Linked DNA regions of Homo sapiens: region 1 is linked to region 2. Evidence: read pairs that join two places in POLR2A ChIA-PET (ENCODE). Cell type or tissue: OCI-LY7. All regions are shown on one strand.

Evidence for each region. Peaks named below come from ENCODE experiments on the same cell type or tissue, not always from the same donor. Only the 100,000 strongest peaks of a DNase experiment are listed, where the experiment ranks them.
Region 1: POLR2A ChIA-PET joins it to region 2 with 11 read pairs; 12 of 35 experiments call an interaction of 5 or more read pairs at or near these places.

What each region holds. Positions count from the first base shown.
Region 1 is chr1:165,603,607-165,606,106 of GRCh38, reverse strand. No RefSeq gene overlaps it. Among named protein-coding and RNA genes, the nearest start is that of LRRC52-AS1, 23 kb to the right of the region's middle. In OCI-LY7, no CTCF peak of the experiment used is centred here; no DNase peak of the experiment used is centred here.
Region 2 is chr1:165,684,844-165,687,343 of GRCh38, reverse strand. The region is part of intron 2 of ALDH9A1 (aldehyde dehydrogenase 9 family member A1); the gene reads left to right. Among named protein-coding and RNA genes, the nearest start is that of ALDH9A1, 12 kb to the left of the region's middle. In OCI-LY7, CTCF peaks have their summits at 1,018 and 1,035; a DNase peak (open chromatin) is centred at 1,033; H3K4me3 peaks cover 581 bases; H3K27ac peaks cover 719 bases.

The sequences.
Region 1 (2,500 bases), 81 kb after region 2:
TATTGATAATTGCCTTAACTTGCCATGATCAGTGGTCCTTTAGGGCTATAGATAGTTGGGTGAGGGTAGGACTGACTGATCCTGATGGAGCGAAGACACTGGAGGTACTCTTTGGGAAAAGCTCAGTTCCAATAGGGTAAGATATTATGGTTAGTAAGTTAGGCCTGAGCTTCTTCAAGTTATCACTGTACTAGAATTTAGACCATGTTAGTAAACTAAACCTAGGACAGGGTCAATAGTTGGGGTTCAAGAACAGGTATAGGGCTGCAACCAGTAAGCAACCAGTAACCAACAAGAACCAGGAAGGCACAGTCTGCCAGAGAGTCCAGGACAGTGGTTGGCAGAGGCTGAACAGGCAGAATGGAACATGGAAATCAATGAAATTCCCAAGGAGGCATAGCATCTTTAAACAACTTACCTAAAGAGTGAAGGTAGGGAGGGGTTTGGAGTCTTGCCAAGAAGTCATGGCTGCTGGTGGTGGTGGGCAGAGTTCAGGAACTTAAATCAAGACCTACTAGAGAAAACCAAATGGCTCACACAAATGTATGGTTGATCTAGGAGATGCTGGGGGTACCCACCCACATCTCAGCTGCAACCATTACCATGGATTACAATTTCCAGCTGTCAGCAGCTGCTATTCTTTGCCTGAGGGCACTCTCTGACTGCTGAAACCACTCTACCTGGGCATGCTGTAGATAGTGAATAACCTGAGGCTCCTCCACACCCCGCAGCTGCCTCCCAGATTGTATTTTCCAACCGGGTTTGGGTTCCTCTCTCTCCTTGTGCCACAGGCCCACGTATTTTCCAACCGGGTTTGGGTTCCTATCTCTCCTTGTGCCACAGGCCCACATGGACACTATATTCTAGTCAGTAGGATGTAGTTCCTCCAGCGGGTCATTCTGTTTCACATCTTTGTACCTTTGTACATGCTGTTCCCTCTGCTTCAATTCTCTTCTCCCATGCCAATCTTCTCCAACAATTCCTCTCATTCTTTAAAAATGTCTAAATGACCATCTCTTTGAAGCTTTCTTTCCTAGTTTCAGGGGTCTTTTTCTTATGTTCTTATAGCCCTAGGACATAATAAATATCCATTGAGTATTTGAATTAAGTATGGGCAACAGCAAGTAAGGATCCCAGGCACCAAAGCTCACACAGTTTCAATTCTGAGTGTCCTTCTGCCTCCATCAGCAAATTTCTTCCAGGAAGGATCCAATCTTAATAAGTTCCAAGCCAGCAAGTAGACACAGGGAAGCAGATACAATCTGGTTGGAGGCAATAGGAAAGGGCAGAAATATGAGACATGTCTTAATAACTCTCCCTATATTAGTTTTCTGGAATTACATAGCAAAGTACACCAGCTGGGTGGCTTAAACAACAGAAATTAATTTTCTCATAATTCTGGAGGCTGAAGTCTGAGATTAAGGTGTTGGCAGGGTTGGTTTCTTTGAAGACCGCTTTTTTTTTGGCTTGTAGATGGCCATTCTCTTCTGGTATCTTTACATGATCTACCTTTGGTATATCTGTGTCCTAATCTCTTCTCCTTAAAAGACACCAGTCATATTGGATTAGGGCCCATCCATATGACCTCATTTTACCTTAACTATCTTTTAAAGGCCCTCATTCCAAATACAATCACATTCTGAGGTTAGGACTTCAGCACATGAATTTTGTGGAGACACAATTCATTCCATAATACTCCCCCAATATAGAGAACCCATGTTCCTAACATTAAGTCCTGAAAAAACAACAGAGGTATCAATCCTGAGAGAGAGTTTCCAGGCTCTGGAGTCCTTAACTTGAGTCATGGGCTTTGTTTTTTAAACCTGTCTCTCTGTTTAAGGCCAGTACTAGAGGGCTAATAGGTTAAAGTCACAAAATGATTCTATTCCTTCATAGCTGTTATGATATCCCATAGCTAGTCTAGAGACCAAACTCCATCTAGGAAGTTCCTAGGACTGAGGGATGTTGTTGAGGTTGATTATTGGGAGATGAAGAAAATAACTGCAGTGAATTTCCAAAGATTATGCAGTGTCTCTTCCAGATTCGGAGTGACCAGGCACAGGCATCAGGGTTTGCAGAAAGAGCTGACTCAAGTAATCATTAACTTCTACCCAGAGCATCCTGGACACTGACATTTGCAGTGTCTCCGGGCTCTAAGAGGAGGTAATAGGGGCACTGGAAGGAAGCCACTCCTGAGGGAAGGATCACAGGGTAGTCTTTCTGCTGGGACCCTGTGCTTTGGGAAGTTGCTGAGCCCTTCCCACTCTAAACTAGCCATGTCTTTGGCTGAGGCCACTCCCTATTATTATTTTTTTAAAGACAGAGTCTCCCTCTGTCACCCAGGCTGAAGTGAAGTGGCGTGATCTCGGTTCACTGCAACCTCTGCCTCTTGGGTTCACGTGATTCTCATGCCTCAGCCTCCCAAGTAGCTGGGAATACAGGTGCATATCACCACACCCAGCTAATTTTTTGTATTTTTAATAGAGATAGGGTTTCATCA
Region 2 (2,500 bases):
TTTCATTTGGAAAAAAAATTTGGCCATGATTTCTTTAGTTTTTTTTTTTGCCCCCTCTTCCATCACTTCTCCTTCAGGGCCTCCAATTACACATATATTGGGCTGCCTGAAGCTATCCCACGTCACTGATGCTCAGTTCATTTTCCAGTTTTTGGGTGTGTTTATGGGTTTTTTTCTCCTTCTGAGCCTTCCCTCCCACCCCCTGTGTGTGTGTGTTTTGTTTTCAGGTAATTTCTATTGTTATGACTCAAGTTCATCGGTCTTCTATAGTGTTTTATCTGCTGTTAATCTCATCTAGTGTATTTTCATCTCTAGATTAATTTGGGTCTTTTATATATGTGTTCTGTGGCTCTCCTTAACATGCTTATGTTTTTCTGTGCCTTCTTGAACATACGGAGTATAGCTATCATAACTTAATGTTCTTGTCTACTAGTTCTGTTGTGTTATTTCTGAATGTGTTTTTATTGGTTAGTTTCGCTTCCTGGTTAAATGTTACGGTTTTCTACTTTTTGCATGCCTGGTAGTTTTTGATCACTAGACATATGATCTCTAGTGAATCACTAGGGCACATTATATTGCTGGGTGCTGGATAGTCTTGTACTTTAAAAAATATTCTTAAGCTTTGTTCTGGGACACAGTGAAGTTACTTGGAATCAGTTTGATCCTTGGAAGATTTGCTTTTAGATCAGCAAATTTCGCCATGTTATTCAATACCCTTCTGACTGCTTAACCCTGTGATCCGGGTGTTAATGAGGTTTTCTCACCATGGCTGGTGGGAACATGAACTATACCTGGCCCTGTGTGAGTTCTGGGGCTTTTTTTTTTAAAAAAAAAAACATTTTCTTCTTGGGTAGTCCTTTTCCCAGTCTTGGGTAGTTTTCTCACACTGGTACTCAAAGGGGAATCTGCAGATTTCTGGGGTTCTCTATCTGTGCAGCTCTTTTCCCTTCCACACTCAGTCTTGAAGAACTGTAGCCACTCAAAGTTCCCTAAACTCCCACCCTATCTTCTCAACTCATGTGTCTGCTGGGCGCCACCTAGCTTCCTCCTCCCTGCTCTGTGGCCTGAAAACTTTCTCTAGGCAGTAGACTCCAGCAATTGTAGGGCTCACCTCATTGGTTCCCTCCTCCAGGGACCACTGCCTTGAGTTGCTTAATGTCTGATGTCTGAAAATGGTTCATGTATTTTATCTGGTGTTTTTAGTTGTTTAAGGTGGGAGAATGAATCTGGTCCCTGTTAATCCATCTTGGCTAGAAGCTCATTGATTCCTAGTGGAAATGAACATTTTTTTCCATATTTTCTCATTTTTACTTTGAATCCTTTGGTACTTATACCAGATTGTATAGATCTTGTCTGTGAGACCCAGTCATTTTTCAGTTGGAGACCCCTTGTGAAGTAGCTATCATTTGGATTAAAAGGGGAGGGAGAATGTTACTTAAAACAATGACAAAACTATCTAAATAAAGAAGAGATTGTGTATGTAGGTTATCTTCTTGCCTCCAGCCCTGGCCCAGGTTGGTTTGTCTTGTACAGTGCCACCAGAGTGGTCCTCCTACAGAAGCACATTTGATCATGGTACATCCTTGGGTAAAACTGGCCATGGTCCCCCTCCTTAACATGGCCCTCAGGCCCTGTTTCTCCAGCCTCGTCTTTTCTCTTCACACACCATAAGACCCAGCTCTCCTGCACTACTGGTCCTTCCTCGTTTACCATGTGTATACTGTCACACCTCATGCTTTTACAATGCCATGACGCTGAGTTTGGTGCTGTTCTTTTGTTTTTCTTGCCTCTTGTGCTTACATGTTTAGCATTTAGTGGTCTGTACTGTAATTTATCCCTCCCTCCCTCCATTTTTTCCTTCTGGACAAGGTGATTGTTGTACATAATTGTATTAGCAAAAGCATCTTGAGATGTATATAGCTATTTTACCTATTTGAGAAATGAGAAAATGCTCAAAAAGGTTAAATAGCTTGTCTTAGATCATATAACTAGTAAGTATAAGAGCTAGTCTGTTGGGCTTCAAAGCTAGACATTAAGCCCTGCTGAGGGGTTCGAAGTGAAAGGGAGAAGTGAGGGACCTACTCTTGGCTTCTAATCTTTCATCCCAGTGAACACCTGGTCAAGTCATATTGTAAAGCAGGGTGATATAGAGGAGGAACAGGGTTGGGAACAACACATGTATTTCCTAAGAAATACTTGTAGCAGTATGTTGTTATGGTGAACAATTTTATCTTATGGTTACTCTTGCAATAGTAGCAGGCAGAAATTTTTGTCAGAGACATCTTTGATGATCCTTACGTACTATATCAGAAGATCTCCTAATGCTCTTAGTAGATAACTTTTTTTTTGTAAGGATGGAGAATAATAGAATAACACAGAAAAAATTTCCCAAGGCCATCTAATTAACTGAATTTTCTCTGAGAGTTGAAACCCCAAAACAGCCCCCAAAACCACTTGCCTATCCATTATTTTAAAAGAGAAAAAAATCTCCAGAGTAAAA